Regions from separate parts of the Homo sapiens genome. Here region 2 is linked to region 1. The links are chromatin loops, found by intact Hi-C in ENCODE. Cell type or tissue: HepG2. All regions are shown on one strand. Each heading gives the region's core, and the rest is flanking DNA. Links, peaks and the distances in the headings are about the cores only. Region 1 overlaps PGCKA1 (PDCD10 and GCKIII kinases associated 1). Region 2 overlaps NWD2 (NACHT and WD repeat domain containing 2).

The links. Hi-C counts contacts between places; a loop is a spot of excess contacts. Peaks named below come from ENCODE experiments on the same cell type or tissue, not always from the same donor. Only the 100,000 strongest peaks of a DNase experiment are listed, where the experiment ranks them.
Region 2: a loop joins it to region 1, with 18 times the contacts of the local background. A loop is called at or near these places in 1 of 110 quality-filtered maps.

What each region holds. Positions count from the first base shown.
Region 1 is chr4:37,561,903-37,572,624 of GRCh38, forward strand. The region is part of intron 2 of PGCKA1 (PDCD10 and GCKIII kinases associated 1); the gene reads left to right. Among named protein-coding and RNA genes, the nearest start is that of PGCKA1, 110 kb to the left of the region's middle. In HepG2, for the core only: a CTCF peak has its summit at 5,038 (motif pointing left); a DNase peak (open chromatin) is centred at 5,039.
Region 2 is chr4:37,403,245-37,413,966 of GRCh38, forward strand. The region is part of intron 3 of NWD2 (NACHT and WD repeat domain containing 2); the gene reads left to right. Among named protein-coding and RNA genes, the nearest start is that of PGCKA1, 45 kb to the right of the region's middle. In HepG2, for the core only: no CTCF peak of the experiment used is centred there; a DNase peak (open chromatin) is centred at 5,147.

The sequences.
Region 1 (10,722 bases), core at 2,646-6,645:
CTCATTTCTGAACAAAGCTTATCTAACACACACATTTTCTCTGTAAGGCACATCACAGCATTCTTGCACCTAGGACCACTAGACAACACGTCAGCACTATGCCTGGGGCTATTTTTAACAGTGACATCACCAACAAAAAGCACAAAATGCAAACAATGGGTCCATGAGAAGAAACCCATTTACAGTATGGCACAGTGCCATCTTGTTTGAGCTCAGCTAGAAACATAAGCATCTAATGACTCAAAATATTTTGCCCACTCTGCACATGTCCAGGAATGGCCACACAAGCACCATGAGTATTGATTTGGGGGTTACAAATTAACGTTAGTAAGTCAGTGAATTCACAAATACAGAATCCACAAATAATGAGAACCAAGTGTATATGTAAAGCATATCGATGAACACCAGGTACATAAGAAGGAATATGTACATTTGATATTTTAATCATCTTCATTATTGCATGCTACTAAATATCCTGACAGCATGAGATACCTCTGAAAAGTTTTAGGCAGGGGAAGTGATAATGATCCAGATTCATGGCCTAAAAAGATCGTGACTCCTTTGTGGCAAATATGTTAGCCAGAGACACTAGCAGGTATAGGTGATAGTAAGGCGATGTTGCAGTCAGTAATCCAGGTACAAAAGAGATGATGCTGTTTGAGGACAGGGCAGTGGGAGTGCACATAGTTCTCCTGGAATGTGCTCTGGAAATCTACCAGAACCACTGTCTGCCCACCTTTGCCCACAAGCCTTTTCTAATCTTCCTACGGTTACTCCGGAGCTCCTTGTCCTATATAGCATATTATATGACATATTTGAATCTAGTACTTATGACACTATATTAGTCATGTATCTATATACTTGTCTCCTTTCCTGGACAGTAAACTCTTTCTACATCCCTGGAATCAAGTTCGGTACTTGGCACATAATAGGTGCTCAGGAAATATCTGTTGCCTGAATGGTTGGTGAGTCATTTAACAAACAGCAGAGATCTTCTACCTCTTAGTGTCTTAGCAATTAGCAGAGTGTCTTACCCCTAGTAGGGGGGTGTTTAAGGCCTCTAAACCGTGCTCAGTCTTTCCAAGTGCAAAACCTATTTTTACTGTACTTTAAAGGAATATTGGGTTCCAACTCTGCACACGTAGGTTCATCTACAATTAGGGGACAAATTGTAGGTTTTTTCTTGTCTTCCGACCAGTTCTTGCTTCCAGTCTTGAGTCCGGAAAAACATTTATAAAATAAAATAGTTGGGTGGGATAACTTCTAAGATTCTTTCAAATCAGAGCCCTATATCACTCTGCTAAGGCTACCATAACAAAATACTCTAGACTGGGTGGCTTAAACAAAAGAAATTTATTTTCTCAGAGTCCTGGAGGCCGGGAGGTCCAAGATCAAGAAGTCGGCAAATTCGATTCCCGGGAGAGCTCTTTCCAGCTTGCAGATGCCGCCTTCTCACTGTGTCCTCACGTGCCCTCTCCTCAGTGTGCTCTGGACCCACCAGCACCATTCGCTTTCGCTCACAAGCCTTTTCTAATCTTCCCGAGGTTGCTCAGGAGGGAGTGCTCTCTCTCCTCTTAAGGCCACCAATCCTCTTATGTTAGGACCCCACCCTGATGACCTCATTTAACCTTAATTACCTCCAGAAAGCCCTATCTCTAATTACACTCACAATGAGTTAGGGTTTCAACATGTGAATTTGGGGGAAGACACAATTCAGTCCACAGCGGGTACTGTAAGACTCTGGGAATTACCCTGAACTAGTTTATTCCAAGCAGGTGGCCCTGAGCTGTGCTTCCTTTAAAATCTATTTGTAGCCTTACCAGACTATATTATATAAACTCCTCTCCACATGGCCACCTCTAAAACTTCCTCAGCATTTTTAGAACTTAATTTTGTCCAAATGCTTCAAGTTTCTTCCAGATGTCTGCCATCTCCCAGATACAGCTACTTAGCAAAATCAGAGACATTCCCTGTCATGGAGACACGGCCCAGTTCCCATGTGGTTCCAGGGAAGATTTGGTCAAAACATTGCCCATTTCTACACAGTGTCTAAATGGAACTAGCACCCAATGGTTAAAGAATATTCTCAGCCAGGGACAGTGGCTCACCTCTGTAATCCCAGCGTTTTGGGAGGCTGGGACGGGTGGATCACCGGAGATCAGGAGGTCGAGACCCGCCTGGCCAACATAGTGAAACCCTGTCTCTACTAAAAATACAAAAAATTAGCTGGGCGTGGTGGCAGGCACCTGTAATCCCAGCTATTCAGGAGGCTGAGGCAGGAGAATCACTTGGACCCGGGAGTCGGAGGTTGCAGTGAGCCAAGATGGCACCACTGCACTCCAGCCTGGGTGACAAGAGTGAGACTCTGTCTCAAAAAAAAAAAAAAAAGAAAGAAAAAAAACCGAATATTCTCGCAGACAATTGCCATGAACATGCAAACGGCCAACATTTCCTAAGCACCTACTATTTGCAAGACACATATTGCCAGCCCTGTCACATGCTTAAGTCATGTGATCCTCATAGGACCCTGACCAGTACTTCTGGTAATGCAGCCATAAAAATGAAAGTTACCATGCACTGATGCCAGGGGTGTCTGACTTTTTTATTTATTTATTTTTTTTGAGATGGAGTCTCACTCTTACTGCCCAGGCTGCAGTGCAGTGGCGCGATCTTGGCTCACTGTAACCTCCGCCTCTTGGATTCAAGTGATTCTCCTGCCTCAGCCTCCCAAGTAGCTGAGATTACAGGTGTCTGCCACCATGACCAGCTATTTTTTGTATTTTTAGTAGAGATGGGGTTTCACCAAGTTGGCCAGGCTGGTCTCGAACTCCTGACCTCAGGTGATCCACCTGCCTCGGCCTCCCAAAGTGCTGGGATTAAAGGTGCGAGCCACTGTGCCCAGCCCGGTGTCTGACATTTTTCAGCAGATCCTTTAGTAATGATTGATGCTGAGCTTGTTAGAAACACAGGCTGTCAGGCCCCACTCAGAGCCAGGTGGATTCCTCATGACCCAGTGCCCTGTGCTCCTATCTGTCTACAAGATTCCACCCCGTACACACACACACGTACACACACACACACAGACACACACACTAGTCTTTATTCATTAACAAACTACATCTTGTCTGCTCCAAACAGGAGCCTACTTCCAGGAATTTACAGTCCAGAGAATAGGGACATAGCTTCTCAAACTTTTCCCTTAAACTGTCCCCACGAGGGTACAGGAGGATCTGGGAGGCTGGGGAGTGTGGAGAGGATGACCACAAGCTACTGGCAGAACTTGACATCTCTGTGTGCCTTCCGTTTCATTCTAGTCATTCACACAAATGTTGCCTTTTCACCCATGATATTCTGAGTTAATTTTATATAACAAATAATGGGCTTCTCCCCCCAAAACCTTCGCATGGGGCCATATTTATTTTGTGGCTTACCTTTCCCTCCCAGCTCATGGCCATGTATCCTCATGTAGAAGGGGGGGCTCTGAGATTGGCTCACAACACGGGCAGCCTCTGGATCTGGGAGAAGTGCAAGGTCAGCCATGGAGGAGGAGCAGCACCGGGTCTAATCTGGGGGAAGGAACAGGACCCCCTTGACTCCACAGACACCTTCCTCCCCCAGGCTCTTCCACAGAGTTATTGTCCAAATGTACAGTGGGCAGAGACCAACCCAGATGGAGTTCTGATGTGCAGTGATTGTGTGAAGAGGCCTCTGTAGAATTTCAGGAGCCTTTTGACCCCACCATTGCTTGGCCAGACCAGAATAAACCCAATGTCTAGCCAGTGCTAGAGGAAGCCCTGGTCTCATCAGGCTTAAAGGTGACAGTAACTGTGATGGTTAATATTGAGTGTCAACTTGATGGGATTGAAGGATGCAAAGTGTTGGTCCTGGGTGTGTCTGTGAGGGTGCTGCCAAAGGAGATTAACATTTGAGTCAGTGGGCTGGGGAAGGCAGACCCACCCTTAATCTGGGTAGGCACCATTTAATCAGCTCCCAGCGAATATAAAGCAGGCAGAAAAACGTCAAAAGGTGAGACTAGCCTAGCCTCCCAGCCTACATCCTTCTCCCGTGCTGGACACTTCCTGCCTCAAACATCGGACTCCACGTTCTTCAGTTTTGGGACTCGGACTGGCTCTCCTTGCTCCTCAGCTTGCAGATGAGCTATTGTGGGACCTTGTGATTGTGTGAGTTAACACTTAATATTACCTCCCCTTTACATATATGTCTATCCTGTTAGTTCTGTCCCTCTGGAGAACCCTGACTAATACAGTAACCATCTAAAATACCACATCACCTACTTCATAACCTTGCCGCATAGCACAACACCTACACTACTTGGGCCATAATTTTTGTTTCTTTTTTTGTTCTTTTTTTTTTATTTTATTTTTTTTTGCTTTTTGAGACACAGTCTTACTCCATCACCCAGGCTGGAGTGCAGTGGCCTGATCTTGGCTCACTGCCACCTCCACCTCCCGGGTTCAAGTAATTCTCCCACCTCAGCTTCCTGAGTAGCTGCGATTACAGGCGCACATCACCACACCTGGCTAATTTTTGCATTTTCAGAAGAGATAAGGTTTCACCATGTTGGCCAGGCTGGTCTCGAACTCCCGACCTCAAGTGACCCACCCATATCGGCCTCCCAAAGTGCTGGGCTTATAGGCACCCAAAATTCTTGTTTCTGAGGCTTTTTATTTTATTTTTTGAGACAGAGCCTTGCTCCATTGGCCAGGCTGGAGTGCAATGGCACAATCTTGGCTCACTGCAACCTCTGCCTCCTGGGTTCAAGTGATTCTCCTGCCTCAGCCTCCCAAGTAGTTGGACTACAGGTGCACCACCACACCCAGCTAATATTTGTATTTTTAGTAGAGATAGGGTTCCACCATGTTGGGTCAGGCTGCTCTAGAACTCCTGACCTCAAGTGATCCGCCCACCTTGGCCTCCCAAAGTGCTGGGATTACAGGTGTGAGCCACCGCGCCTGGTCCTGAGGCCTTTCTTGTACCAAGTCCTTCTCTTGAGATGAGTAAAATAACCGCTATATCCTGCCATCTGCTGGTGAATTGATGCAACTGCACCTATAAAATTCAGCCCAAATCTAGAGAATCCAGTTCTCTCTTGCAAAAGCTATTGGAGCACAAACTGCTTCTTGCATAATCCAGCGGACAAAAAAAAATAAAATAAAATAAAATAAAATAAACTTACTAGGATGGATGCCAGAAATATTATAGTAATAAAAACAATAACAACATTAATAATACCTTCACTATCCTACTTTCAACTTTTACAACCTTGGGCAAGCAAGTTATATAACCTCCCATTTAGTTATCTATAAAATACTGGTTCCCACCTTAAAGGGTTGTTTTAAAGTTGAAATGAGTTAATACATGAAAGATGAAAGTCCCCAAAACAGTCCTTGGCACATAGAAAACACTCAGTGGCTAACTGCTTATTGTGATTAAGTACTGGCTGTATGCCAGACATTATAGCAAGCGCTATGCATACTTATCTTAGTGTTCAAAACAATCCTCATAAACTGTAACTATCATCATTCGCGTGTTGCAGATTAGGCCACTGAAACTCACGGAGGGGAAGAAACTTGGCTAGAAGTCACAAAGCTAGTAAGCAGTGGAGGTGGAATTGCTGACTACTCTGATCCTAAGTCACTCGCTTAACCACTCTGCTGAACTGCTGGTGTGGTGTGATCAATCTTCCTGAATGTTCGTCTAAATGCCATCCGGCTTCACCAGAATCAATCTCTCTCTCTCTCTTTCTCTCTCACACACACACACACGACTATACGCTCTCCCAGGGAGCACCCGGGTGCCATCATATCCCCAGAACCTAGCACAGTGCCTGGTGCATACCAAGACCCAGTGGAGCCATCGTGAAGTCAGCGATGTTGCACACAGCTGTGAGCATTCGTCACACACCTGTCTTAAGGATAGCAGGCTAATTACTAGATGGGGGGAAAAAATAGTATCAGATCTTGAATAAAGGGCCACATGAAATGTTTTTCAATCTATGAAAATGTCTGTGATATGCTATCGTAAAGACTACAGGAGGGACAAAAGGAGTGACATCATCACTATGTTGTAATAACAACAAAAAAAACCACATTGAATGTGTTTCCACATTCAACATGGATATCAAAGATCCTGTGAACCCAGCAGCAAGAAAGTCCTAGGACCAGGCCCTGGCCTGTTCCTCAGCATTCCTACAGTGGAAGCACCTCTCAGGTGCACAGGGCCGGCAAGGCCAGCCTTGGTAAAGGCTAGAGAGGCAGCCCTTCTAGTGGTATGATTCCAGAGGGTTCAGGGCCACCTGTCACTGAGAAACACCAATTTCAACCCAGACATTCTACCCTCAGAGGCTGATTTCTTTGGCTCCTGGGAACTTATTTTTTTACATAGTTTTCTTTAAAATGCAGGAACACCAGGAGGCCCAGGGTTGCCACCAGTGCTCTGAAAACCACTCTGCCCTCCTGCCTGGCAGCATGCACCTCTCAGCCCATTCCCAGTGGAGAAGGGGGGTCACTTTCTCCATCAGGAGTCTCCCTGGTCTGAGAGCCTCGTCCCTCTCAGGGACTTTGCTGTTACACACATTCTGTCCCAATCTCACAGTTCCTCCTGGCAGAGGCTGAAGAGGCATTTCCAAAAGAGCTGCAGAGTTCAGGGAATAAGACAGAGAACTTGGCCTTTTATCATTCAGTCAAGATCATGGCCTGGGGTGAGTGTGGACGTAGGACCCAGAGGGCAGTATTGCGAAGAGCTAGTTCACAAACCACTGGGCGTGGTGCCCCACGTGCAGCACGGAAGTACTGAAGCATGCCTTCAGCATAATTCTCAGGATTTGATGTGATAACAACAAGGAAATCAAGTCAATGAGTTGAAGTTCCCCTTTTTTCCCACTTTATCGTTTAGATTGTTAAATTTCAAAGAGAGCTTTGATTCACAAACTCGTTTTGCAGATAAAGAAACTGAGGACTCAAGAGATTACAGCCTGGGCAACAAGACAAAATCCCATCTCTACCAAAAAAATTAATAAATAAAAATAGCTGGACACGGTGGCGTGTGCATGTAGTTGCAGCTACTCAGGAGGCTGAGGTGGGAGGATTGCTTGAGCCTGGGAGGCAGAGGTTGCAGTGAGCCGAGATGATGCCACTGTGCTCCAGCCTGGGTGACAGAGTGAGACCCTGTCTCAAAAAAAAAGGGGGGGAGAGATTAAACAACTTCACCATGTCCATGCCATTGGTGATGGCGTTATGGCTAGGAGGTAAGAAGTGAATTTCTTTATTTTTATTTTATTTTATTTTATTTTGAGATGGAGTTTTGCTCTTGTTGCCCAGGCTGGAGTGCAATGGCAAGATCTCGGCTCACTGCAACCTCCGCCTCCCAGGTTCAAGCAATTCTCCTGCCTCAGCCTCTTGAGTAGCTGAGATTACAAGCACCTGCCACCACGCCCAGCTAATTTTTTGTATTTTCAGTAGAGATGGGGTTTCACCATGTTAGCCAGGCTGGTCTTGAACTCCTGACTTCAGGTGATCTGCCTGCTTCGGCCTCCCAAAGCGCTGGGGTTACAGGTGTGAGCCACCACGCCCGGCCCCGAGGAGGTGGATTTCTTATACCTGGGCACAGACTTTGCCTGGCTAAGTTCACCCAAACACCATATAGCTTAATTAGTTTGAGGAGTAAAACTCCAGTGATAATTAGGACTGTCATTTTGATAGCAGATTTTTCAGAAGTATTCTACAAAACATGAGATCTGTTGGTTGTTAATAAGTTTGTTATGAGAAAAAAAGTTCTGTAGCCCAATAATGTAGGGAAATAATCGGGTTAAACAGAGTGAAACAGTTCCTTCTCATAACCATGAATTTCTTCATCTTTAATTTCTGTTGTTCCCAAACCTGTTTTGACCAGGGAGCCTTTTCCAGGGAGAAAACCCATGAGCACTTCCCTGCACACAAATATCCCGTCAAAGCCAGCGCTAGACCATGCTAACACTTCTATCCCAGCACACTGGCTATTGAGAATGCATGAAATGGACTATTTGATGGTGCTGATAACAAAAGTCTGCATATAATCCTTTTTTTTTTTTTTTTTTGAGACGGAGTCTCGCTCTGTCGCCCCGGCTGGAGTACAGTGGCGCCATCTCGGCTCACTGCAAGCTCCGCCTCCCAGGTTCACGCCATTCTCCTGCCTCAGCCTCCCGAGTAGCTGGGACTACAGGCGCCCGCCACCACGCCTGGCTAATTTTTTTTTTTTTTTTTTTTTTTTTGTATTTTTAGTAGAGACAGAGTTTCACCGTGTTAGCCAGGATGGTCTCGATCTCCTGACCTTTTGAGCCGCCGACCTCGGCCTCCCAAAGTGCTGGGATTACAGGCATGAGCCACCGCGCCCGGCTGTCTGCATATAATCTTTCAAGTTCTCTAAAATAACAGAAGCTTAGCCTCTGTAGGAGAAAAGTAAACACATCAGAAAAATTTGTCCCGTGAGTTTTCAAAGACTGCCCAAAAGAGTAGGAAATGTTTCTGCCAAAAAAAAAAAAAAAAAAAGATTGAGCTGTCAAAGAGTTTATCTTCTAGTCCTTTTTCAACTATAGATTCATTACTGTCTATAATGTTGGGCAAGCAGTCTCTAGTTTCTTCTATAAAGGCAGCACAGCTCCTGGTAGTTATTTTTATTCATTCTTCTTGGGTCAGGACCTCAGTCCCTAGTAGCGGCTCACTAAATATTTGTCTACTTCGCCTTCTGGCCAGGTTATGTGAAATCTCAAGCTGTGTTTTCTAAACATTAGCAAATTGTTGGAAATTTACATGTTCCATTCTATTGTATCTCCTCCCTTCCAAATACTCCAACTTCTATAAACGCAAACCACCTCCCAGCAGCCACTTTAAAAGTTTGTTGAATAGAACCCTTGGAGCCGGACGTCCTTGACCCTTGGAATTGCATAATAGAGGTTTTGCTGTCTCCCAAGATGGGAAGGGGGAACAACAGTCTCTCCCATTTCTCCGAGCTCCTGCCTCCGGCTTGTAGTTTGGACCACTGGGTAGTATGAGATTTGATTGTGGAAAAGGGTATAGACCCTCTGTTAGAATAGTTTATCATATCTCATACCCATCATGCCTTCATTCCCACGTGTCATTCAGCGCCATTCCTTCATTTAAATAGTAAGAATGAAGTGCCCCATACAAGCTAGATGCTGGTTGGATTAGGCATTGCCTGTGGGGAGCTCATGTGTAGTAGGGAAGGCAGACAGCCAACAAGCACCAAAGTCCCCCTCTAAGATGCAACAACAGCCTGAAGACAGGAACCATACCCTTTATTTGCCTCTAGAGTTCTCATCCTGGGACTATATATGGTCTTCAGTATATACACAGGATGATGTGTAGGTTGGTAGACTTTTGATGAGCTGCCTTCCAAGATCTCTCTCCATGGTCTAATTTATAGAGACTATTATCCTTTTTTTTTTTTTTTTTTTTTTTTTTGAGACAGACCTCACTCTATCATCCAGGCTGGAGTGCAGTGGCACGATCTTGGCTCACTGCAACCTCCACCTCCCGGGTTCAAACGATTCTCCTGCCTCACCCTCCCGAGTGGCTGGGATTACAGGTGCCTGCCACCGTGCCCAGCTAATTTTTGTATTTTTATTTTTATTTTTTGAGACAGAGTCTCGCTCTGTCGCCCAGGCTGGAGTGCAATGGCGTGATCTCAGCTCACTGCAAGCTCCACCTCCCAGGTTCACACCATTCTCCTGCCTCAGCCTCCCAAGTAGCTGGGACTACAAATGCCCGCCACCACGCCTGGCTAATTTTTTGTATTTTTAGTAGAGACGGGGTTTCACCGTGTTAGCCAGGATGGTCTCGATCTCCTGACCTCGTGATCTGCCCGCCTCAGCCTCCCAAATTTTGTATTTTTAGTAGAAACAGGGTTTCACCATGTTGGCCAGACTGGTCTCGAACTTCTGACCTCAAGCGATCCTCCCACCTCGGCCTCCCAAAGTGCTGGGATTACTGACGTGAGCCGCCACACACAGCCATATAGGGAATATCTTAATAACATGGATTTCCTGGAGGTGTCAAGTCCCAGCCCAGGTTGTGACAGGCAGAGTAAGAACTGACCTTAGATTCACACGTTTGTTTTTAACTTCACACCTTTTTTTTTTTTTTCTTTTTTTTTTTTTTTTTGAGACGGAGTCTCGCTCTGTCGCCCAGGCTGGAGTGCAGTGGCGGGATCTCGGCTCACTGCAAGCTCCGCCTCCCGGGTTCACGCCATTCTCCTGCCTCAGCCTCCCAAGTAGCTGGGACTACAGGCGCCCGCCACTACGCCCGGCTAATTTTTTGTATTTTTTTTTAGTAGAGATGGGGTTTCACCGTTTTAGCCGGGATGGTCTCGATCTCCTGACCTCGTGATCCGCCCGCCTCGGCCTCCCAAAGTGCTGGGATTACAGGCGTGAGCCAACGTGCCCGGCCACACCTTTTTAGAACATTTTATTTTGACATTATTTCAGACTAACAGAAAAGTTGCAAGAAAAATGCAAAGAATCCCCATAAATCCTCTACCCAGAGTCCCTAAACATGAACATCTACCACATTTGCTTTGTTGTTCTCTCTGTCTTTATATACACACAATTTTTTTTCTGAATCATTTTAAGCAGTTATATAAACCATGGTCCTTTAGCTCTCAAATCAGTTTGATTATCCTCTATCCAAAATGCTTGAGAACAGAAAT
Region 2 (10,722 bases), core at 3,472-7,471, 160 kb before region 1:
TGGAAAAGAAAAGAAACATGATAAACAAGAAAACAAATTTTAAAAAGGTCATTTTTACCTAGTGATATGGATCAAGGGAACAATAAGAGAGAGTGTTGTAATAGGTTTTTGAATACCTAGTTTAGCTCAGGTGAACATGAAGGGTCCAGAATAATTAAAGCAGCCACATGTGCAAAGATCTAGGGGCCCCAGGGAAACTACCCAACTATAAGAACATTCGTGCTCCTAGTACAGGGGGAAACAAACTCCTAGGAGTCAGATCCAGTTTCCCCAGTGGAGACGATTTCTGAGGAGTGGGTTCCTGACAAAAAGATGAGTTTTGCCTGCATTTTTCTTTCTCTCATTCTCACTTGCATGAAGCATCATTAGACCTGATTTAAAGCTCAAATCCTCTCTAGGACAAAGCTATAATGCATAGATCATCTTTGATAGCAGAAAAAAGCGACTCTACTTGTTTCTGCATTACATACACTGCAAACATGGGGTTCACATTTGTGAAACATTTCTGTAGGCAGACTTGGCTATTTTTATAGTCTATGGCATAAAAGAGATAGGCTTCAAGTCATGTGCAGTTTGTGGGAATTGAACCACTTTTAGGTCCAATTCAGGAATGTACATTAAAATGAAAGCTCATAAGAATGATACTGATAGTAGCCCTAATTAAATTTTCACTGACAAACTTTAGTACTTCCTTTTCAAAACAATTAGCATCTTGTAGTTCATCAAGATTATAGGAGTGAGAGACCTATAGAATTAGATCCACATTCCTCAGCCAGTCCCCACTTGAGCCACTCATCCCTTAAATACCATTACATACCATTACATGCTGGCTCTTAGGGTGAGCTTCATCCCAGTCATGCTATAGAGAATAATGGACAGGATTTTGAACTTCAAAGTTATGCAAACCTGAGTTTACATCTCCATTTTGCCATATACTTGCTGTGTGACCAATTAGACTTTCTCAACCTTGGGAATAACAGTATCTAACTTACAATGTCATAGGAAGTACTCAGTAAGTGATATGATTATTGATAAAAAATGAAAGCTCTGTTGTTATTATTGCCGGGCTTCTAATTGCCTCTGAAAAGCACTCCTCCCTGTTAATAACTATGAGCATTTGCCTAGCTGTATACCCCATCTAGAAGGTCCTTTCCCACCCTCATCCCAATATGCCCAGTGAAATCCTTTTTATCCAGTGGAGGCCAGTTCAAGTTTTGCTTTCTTCTCCATCCACAGTCAACCTTCTGATTAGTTCCATCTTCTCTGAAGTCTGTGAGCCCTTACAGACAATACCATGCTTTTTGTTCTTTCACCACTGCTTGCCTGCCCCATATCCCTCTTTCTGATCCAGCCTATAACCTCAGGAAGGGCAATGTATTAGTCAGTTCTCACACAGCTATAAAGAAGTACCTGAGACTGGATAATTTATGAAGAAAAGAGGTTAACTGGCTCGTGGTTCCACAGGCTGTACAGGAAGCATGGCGACATCCGCTCAGCTTCTGGAGAGGCCTCAGGGAACTTACAATTGTGGCAGAAGGCAAAGGAGGAGCAAGACGTCTTACAAGGTGGAACAGTAGCAATAGAGAGAGGGGAAGGTGCTACACACTTATAAACAACCAGATCTGGTGAGAACTCACTCACTATCATGACAGCAGCACCAAAGGGGATGGTGTAAAACCATTCATGAGAGAGCGCCTTTCTGATCCAATCACCTCCCACCAGGCCCCATCACCAATACTGGGGATTACAACTGAACATGAGATTTGTGTAGGGACACAGATCCAAACCATATCAGGCAATAATCTTGTCTTCTATTTATCGTACCTTCCTCTTCACTGAAATGATGAATCGATGAACAAATAAATGAATATCCTCAGTGTAAAGATTTTCCTGTAGTTCAAATCAATGTCACCCACCTCTGGGAACCCATTTTATATCTTTATGACAGCATCATCTTGACTTTGTAGGTAATTGTGTCTGAGATCAGGGGCACTTGCCTGCAGGGAGACAAATTATAAGAATGAAGCAATCTTGTGGAGAGCGACTCTAAAACCATGTAAGGGAAGAGGTTTTCTTGGGAGGATTATACATTTTTGAAATGTGGGTAGCAGTCTAATAGTAGATCAATAAATCATTCTGTCTAGTAGGTTGCCATCAGCAATTTTTTAGTTGAATGTAATAGAATAGAATAGAATAGAATAGAATAGAATAGAATAGAATAGAATAGAATAGAATAGAATAGAATAGAAAACATCAGGGCGAATTGCATGTAATAAAGTTAACAATTATTTGGTGAAAGAAATTACTGAATCCACTCCCAGAATTTCTGATTCTATAGGTCTGGGGTGACAACTGCGACTTTCCATTTCTAACATGAGTTTGCTTGAACAGAGTCTTAATATAAAATGTTTTCCTTGCTGTAGGTCTCAGTCAAAAAATGTTTGAGAAAAACATTGCTCTACTTCATAGATTAAAGAGTGAGGTCTAAGGGACGCATTTTTATAATTTCACCCAGAGTGCTCTGACATAGGTTATCTTGGAACATTTTAACATCTTTGCCAGGTAGGTAGGAATATGTGATATTACAGTCATTTTAGAGAAAGGGGGACCAGGGGATTTAGATATACTTAACAGATCTTTGTTGATCAGGCAATTTGGCTTAGCATAGCCACCCAGGTAGACAGCAATTGATTTAGAACCAGAACCCAGAATTGAAACTGTTAAATTGTAATTTCTTCACTAATTAAATAAGTGGTTTCTAAACTGTTCAGGGTTTATCATAAGGGTTATGAAAAAATTCTCTGAAGATTTTTTAAAATTTATAAACAAGAAGTCACGTTAAGTCATGCCACTTTTAACTCTGAACTTGGAGGTTGTCATAGTCCCAAAATAAGCAACAGCAGCAACTGCAAAACAAAACGGTAGAAAATGATTAATAAATGCAGAGTAAGTGATATTAGAAAATCATTGTCTTGCAATCCCAAAGGAAAGAATGGATCTAGACAGCCAGTGAAACAGACCGACACATCCCAAGCATTGGCCTGTCTCAGAATTTCTAACAGCGAGTCACAGAGATCTTTTGTGCTTCATAATTGATACAGTGGGAAGGACAGCACCATCTGTCAAGAATTCTTGCCTTAAAAAAAGGATCTAGAACCAGAAATGCCATTTGACCCAGGAATCCCATTACTAGGTATACACCCAAAGGATTATAAATCATTCTACTGTACTATAAAGACAGGCACATGTATGTTTATTGCAGCATTATTTACCATAGCAAAGACTTGAAACCAACCCAAATGCCCATGAATGATAGAATGGATAAAGAAAATGTGGCACATATACACTATGGAATACTATGCAGCCATAAAAAATGAGTGTGGTGGCTCACACCTGTAATCCCAGCACTTTGGGAGGCCGAGGTGAGTGGATTACCTGAGGTCACGAGTTTGAGACCCGCCTGACCAACATGGGAAAACCCGTCTCTACTAAAAATACAAAAGTAGCCAGGTGTGGTGGCGCATACCTATAATCCCAGCTACTTGGGAGGCTGAGGCAGGAGAATTGTTTGAACCCAGGAGGCAGGGGTTGCAGTGAGCCAGGATCATGCCATTGCACTCCAGCCTGAGCAACAAGAGCAAAACTCCATCTCAAAGAAAAAAAGAAAAAATGAGTTCATGTCCTTTGTAGGGACATGGATGAGGCTGGAAGCCATCATTCTCAGCAAATTAACACAGGAACAGAAAACCAAACACCGCATGTTCTCATTCATAAGTTGGAGTTGAACAATGAGAACACATGGACACAGGGAGGGGCCTGTCAGCAGGGTGGGGGGCTAGGGGAAGGAGGGCATTAGAACAAATACCTAATGCATGCAGGACTTAAAACCTAGATGACAGGTTGATAGGTGCAGCAAACCACCATGGCACATGTATACCTATGTAACCTGCACATTCTGCACATGTATCCCAGAACTTAAAGAAAAAAATGAACCTGAACATAACTAAGGCTCTAAATCTAACTACCAACTTATAGGGAAGCTAATTGAAGAAGGCAAATGACAACAGGAGGAGTGGCACCCAGCTAAATCTACACTGTGAGATATTCAACAACATTAGTACCCAAGGAGGAGATCTTGGAGGGCTTGTTAAACAGAAATGTCTTGGGCCCTACTCCCAAAGTTTGTGATTCTGTGGGACAATATTTGCATTTCTGGCAAGTTCCCAGGAGATACTAATGCCACTGATCCAGGGGCCACACTTTGAAAACCACTGGTCGATAGGATAAACAACCTGCTTATCCAACCAATCAGTGACGTGAGAGGGAGTGGGGATATTATAGAATAAAATGCCTTCTAACAGCCTACAAACTTAAGACAATGTATAGACTTCACCTGGATCTTAATTCAAGGCAGCTGCAAAAAGAAATGTTGAAGCAACTGGGAACTAAATGTAGACAAAGTGTGGAGTTAAATTAAGAAATTATCCTTGATAGGGCAACATGGTGGAATAGGATCAGCTCCGGTCTGCAGCTCCCAGTGAGATCGACAGAGAAGGCAGGTGATTTCTGCATTTCCAACTGAGGTACCTGGTTGATCTCATTGGGACTGGTTGGACAGTGGGTGCAGCCCATGGAGGGCGAGCAGAAGCAGGATGGGGTGTCGCCTCACCCGGGAAGTGCATGGGGTCAGGGAATTTTCTCCCCTACCCAAGGGAAGCCATGAGGAACTGAGCCTGAGGAACTCCAGCACAGATACTGCACTTGTCCCATGGTCTTCACAACCTGCAAACCAGGAGATTCCCTCCATTGTCTACTCCATCAGGGCCCTGGGTTTCAAGCACAAAACTGGGCAGCCATTTGGGCAGACACTGAACTAGCTGCAGGAGTTCTTTTTTTCCATACCCCAGTGGTGCCTGGAACCCCAGCAAGACAAAACCGATAACCTCCCTGGAAAAGGGTGCTGAAGCCAGGGAGCCAAGTGGTCTGGCTCGGCAGGTCCCACCCCCACGGAGCCCAGCAAACTAAGATCCACTGGCTTGAAATTCTCGCTGCCAGCACAGCAGCAGTCTGAGATTGACCTGGGGCACTCGAGCTTGCTTGGGGGAGGGGCCTCCACCATTGCTGAGGCTTGAGTAGGTGGTTTTATGCTCACAGTGTAAACAAAGCCGCTGGAAAGTTCAAACTGGGTGGAGCCCACTGCAGCTCAGCAAGGCTGCTATGGCCAGACTGCCAGATTTTTCTTCTCTGGGCAGGGCATCTCTGAAAAAAAGGCAGCAGACCCAGTCAGGGACTTGCAGATAAAACCCCCATCTCAATGGGACAGAGCATGAGGGGAAAGGCCTGGCTGTGGGCACAGCTTCAACAGACTTAAACGTCCCTAACTGATGGCTCTGAAGAGAGCAGCAGACCTCCCAGCACAGCGTTGGAGCTCTGCTAAGGGTCAGACTGCCTCCTCGAGTGGGTCCCTGACCCCTATGTATCCTGACTGGGAGACATCTCCCAGTAGAGGCTGACAGACACCTCCTACAGGAGAGCTCTGGCTGGCATCTGGCAGGTGCCCCTCTGGGACAAAGCTTCCAGAGGAAACAAGAGGCAGCAATCTTTGCTGTTCTGCAGCCTCCACTAGTGATACCCAGGCAAACGGGGTCAGGAGTGAACCTCCAGCAAACACCAGTATACTGGCAGCAGAGGGGGCTGACTGTCAGAAGGAAAACTAACAAACAGGAATAGCATGTCCACTCAAAGACCCCATCCAAAGGTCACCAACATCAAAGACCAAAGGTAGGTAAATCCACAAAGATGGGGAGAAACCAGGGCAGAAAGTCTGAAAATTCCAAAAACCAGAATGCCTCTTCTCCTCCAAAGGATCACAACTCCTTGCCAGCAAGGGAACAAAACTGGATGGAGAATGAGTTTGACAAGTTGACAGAAGTAGGATTCAGAAGGTGGGTAATAACAAACTCCACCAAGCTAAAGGAGCATGTTCTAACCCATCACAAGGAAGCTAAAAACCTTGAAAAAAGGTTAGAGGAATGGCTAACTAGAATAACCAGTTTAGAGAAGAACATAAATGACCTGATGGATCTGAAAAACACAGCACAAGAACTTCGTGAAGCATACACAAGTATCAATAGCTGAATCAATCAAGCAGAAGAAAGGATATCAGAGATTGAAGATCAACTTAATGAAATAAAGCGTGAAGACAAGATTATGGAAAAAAAATAAAAAGGAATGAACAAAGACTCCAAGAAATATGGGAGTATGTGGAAAGACCAAATCTACGTGTGATTGGTGTACCTGAAAGTGACGAGAAGGGAAGCAAGTTGGAAAACACTTTTCAGGATATTATCCAGGAGAACTTCCCCAAAGTAGCAAGGCAAGCCAACGTTCAAATTCAGGAAATACAGAGAACACCACTAAGATACTCCTCGAGAAGAGCAACCCCAAGACACATAATCATCAGATTCACCAAGGTTGAAATGAAGGAAAAAATGTTAAGGGCAGCCAGAGAGAAAGGTCGGGTTACCCACAAAGGGAAGCCCATCAGACTAACAGCAGATCTCTCTGCAGAAAGCCTACAAGCCAGAAAAGAGTAGGGGCCAATATTCAACATTCTTAAAGAAAAGAATTTTCAACCCAGAATTTCATATCCAGCCAAACTAAGCTTCATAAGAAAAGGAGAAATAAAATCCTTTACACACAAGCAAATGCTGAGAGATTTTGTCACCACCAGGCCTGCCTTACAAGAGCTCCTGAAGGAAGCACTAAACATGGAAAGGAACAACTGGTACCAGCCACTGCAAAAACATACCAAATTGTAAAGAACATCAACACTGTGAAGAAACTGCATCAACTAATGGGCAAAACAACCAGCTAGCTTCATAATGACGGGATCAAATTCACACATAATATTACCCTTAAAGGTAAACGAGCTAAATGCCCCAGTTAGAAGACACAGACTGGCAAATTGGATAAAGAGTCAAGACCCATCAGTGTGTTGTGTTCAGGAGACCCATCTCACATGCAAAGACACACATAGGCTCAAAATAAAGGGATGGAGGAATATTTACCAAGCAAATGGAAAGCAAAAAAAAGGCAGGAGTTGCAATCCTAATCTGTGATAAAACACACTTTAAACCAACAAAGAACGAAAGAGAAAAAGCCATTACATAATGGTAAAGGGATCAATGCAGCAAGGAGAGCTAACTATCCTAAATATATATGCACCCAACACAGGAGCACCAGATTCATAAAGCAAGTTCTTAGACACCTACAAAGAGACTTAGACTCCCACACAATAATAGTGGGAGATTTTGACAACCCACTGTCAGTATTAGATCAACAAGACAGAAAATTAACAAGGATATTCAGGACTTGAACTCAGCTCTGGACCAAGCGGAACTAATAGACATCTACTGAACTCTCCACCCCAAATCAACAGAATGTACATTCTTCTCAGCACGTATCACACTTATTCTAAAACTGACCAAATAATTGGAAGTAAAACACTCCTCAGCCAATGCAAAAGAACAGAAATCATAACAAACTGTCTCTCAGACCACAGTGTAATCAAATTAGAACTCAGGATTACAAAACTCACTCAAAACCACACAACTACATGGAAACTGAACAAACTGCTCCTGAATGACTACTGGGTAAATAATGAAAGAAGGCAGAAATAAAGGTGTTCTTTAAAATCAATGAGAATGAAGACACAACATACCAGAATCTCTGGGACATATTTAAAGCAGTGTGTAGAGGGAAATTTATAGCACTAAATGCCCACAAGAGAGTGTAGGAAAGATCTAAAACTGACACCCTAACATCAAAATTAAAAGAATTAGAGAAGCAACAGCAAACAAATTCAAAAGCTAGCAGAAGACAACAAATAACTAAGATCAGAGCAGAACTGAAGGAGACAGAGACATGAAAAAACTTTCAAAAAATTCCAGGAGCTGGCTTTTTGAAAAGATCAACAAAATAGACCACTAGCCAGACTAATAAAGCAGGAAAGAGAAAAGAATCAAATAGACACAATAAAAAGTGATACAGGGGATATCACCACTGATCCCACAGAAATACAAACTACTATCGGAGAATACTATAAACACCTCTATGCAAATAAACTAGAAAATCTAGAAGAAATGGATAAATTCCTGGACACATATACCCTCCCAAGTCTAAGCCAGGAAGAAGTCAAACCTCTGAATAAACCAATAACAAGTTCTGAAATTGAGGCAGTAATTAATAGCCTACCAACCAAAAAAAGTCCAGGACCAGACAGATACATAGCCAAATTCTACCAGAGATACAAAGAGGAGCTGGTACCATTCCTTCTGAAACTATTCCAAACAAAAGAAAAAGAGGGAATCCTCCCTAACTCATTTTATGAGGCCAGCATCACCCTTTTACCAAAACCTGGCAGAGACACAACAAAAAAAGAAAATTTAGGGCCAGTATCTCTGATGAACATCGATGCAAAAATCCTCAATAAAATACTGGCAAACCAAATCCAGCAGCACATCAAAAAGCTTATCCACCACAATCAAGTCAGCTTTATACCTGGGATGCAAGGCTGGTTCAACATATGTGAATCAATAAACATAATCTATCACATAAACAGAACAAATGACAAAAACCACATGATTATCTCAATAGATGCAAAAAAGGCCTTTGACAAAATTCAACACCCATTCATGCTAACAACTCTCAATAAACTAGGTATCAATGAAATGTATATCGAAATAATAAGAGCTATTTATGACAAACCCACAGCCAATATCATACTGAATGGGCAAAAACTGGAAGCATTCCCTTTGAAAATGGGCACAAGACAAGGATGCCCTCTCTCATCACTCCTATTCAACATAGTATTGGAAGTTCTGGCCAGGGCAATGAGGCAAGAGAAAGAAATAAAGGGAATTCGAATAGGAACAGAGGAAGTCAAATTGTCTCTGTTTGCAGATGGCATGATTGTATATTTAGAAAACCCCATCATCTCAGCCCAAAATCTCCTTAAACTGATAAGCAACTTCAGCAAAGTCTCAGGATATAAAATCAATGTGCAAAAATCACAAGCATTCCTATACACCAGTAACAGACAAACAGCCAAATCATGAGTGAACTCCCATTCACAATTGCTACTAAGATAATAAAATACCTAGGAATACAACTTACAAGGGATGTGAAGGACCTCTTCAAGAAGAACTACAAACCACTGCTCAAGGAAATAAGAGAGGACACAAACAAATGGAAAAACATTCCATGCTCATGAATAGGAAGAATCATTATCGTGAAAATGGCCATACTACCCAAAGTAATTTATAGATACAATGCTATCCCCATCAAGCTACCATGGACTTTCTTCACAGCATTGCAAAAAACTACTTTAAACTTCATGTGGAAACAAAAATAGCCCAAATAGCAACACAATCCTGGGCAAGAAAGAATAAAGCTGGAGGCATCATGCTACCTGACTTCAAAATATACTACAAGGCTACAGTAACCAAAACAGCATGTTACTGTTACCAAAACAGATATATAGACCAATAGAACAGAACACAGGCCTCAGAAATAACACCACACATCTACAACCATCTGATCTTTGACAATCCTGACACAAACAAGCAATGGGGAAAACATTCCCTATTTAATGAATGGTGTTGGGAAAACTGGCTAGCCATATGCAGAAAACTGAAACTGGACCCCTTCCTTACACCTTATACAAAAAATGGATCAAAGACTTAAACGTAAGACCTAGGACCATAAAAATTCTAGAAGAAAACCTGGGCAATACCATTCAGGACACAGGCATGGGCAAACACTTCATGTCTAAAACACAGAAAGCAATGGCAACAAAAGCCAAAATTGACAAATGGGATCTAATGAAACTAAAGAGCTTCTGCACAGCAAAAGAAACTATTATCAGAGTGAACAGGCAGCCTACGGAATGGGAGAAAATTTTTGCAATCTATCCATCTGACAAAGGGCTAATATCCAGAATCTACAAAGAACTTAAACAAATGTACAAGAAAAAAGCAAACAACCCCATCAAAAAGTGGCAAAGGATATGAACAGACATTTCTCAAAAGAAGACATTTATGCAGCCAACAGACATATGAAAAAATGCTCATCATCACTGGTCATTAGAGAAATGCAAATTAAAACCACAGTGAGATACCATCTCACACCAGTTAGAATGGTGATCATTAAAAAGTCAGAAAACAACAGATGCTGGAGAGGATGTGGAGAAATAGGAATGCTTTTACACTATTGGTGAGAGTGTAAATTAGTTCAATCATTGTGGAAGACAGTGTGGCGATTCCTCAAGGATCTAGAACTAGAAATACCATTTGACCCAGCAATCCCATTACTGGGTATATACCCAAAGGATTATAAATCATTCTACTATAAAGACACATGCACACATATGTTTATTGCGGTGTGGTTCACAATAGCAAAGACTTGGAATCAACCCAAATGTTCATCAATGATAGACTGGATAAAGAAAATGTGGTACATATACACCATGGAATACTATGCAGCCATAAAAAAGGATGAGTCCATGTCCTTTGCAGAGACATGGATGAAGCTGGAAACCATCATTCTCAGCAAACTATCACAAGAACAGAAAACCAAACACCGCATGTTCTCACTTATAAGTGGGAGTTGAACAATGAGAACACATGGACACAGAGAAGGGAACATCACACACCAGGGCCT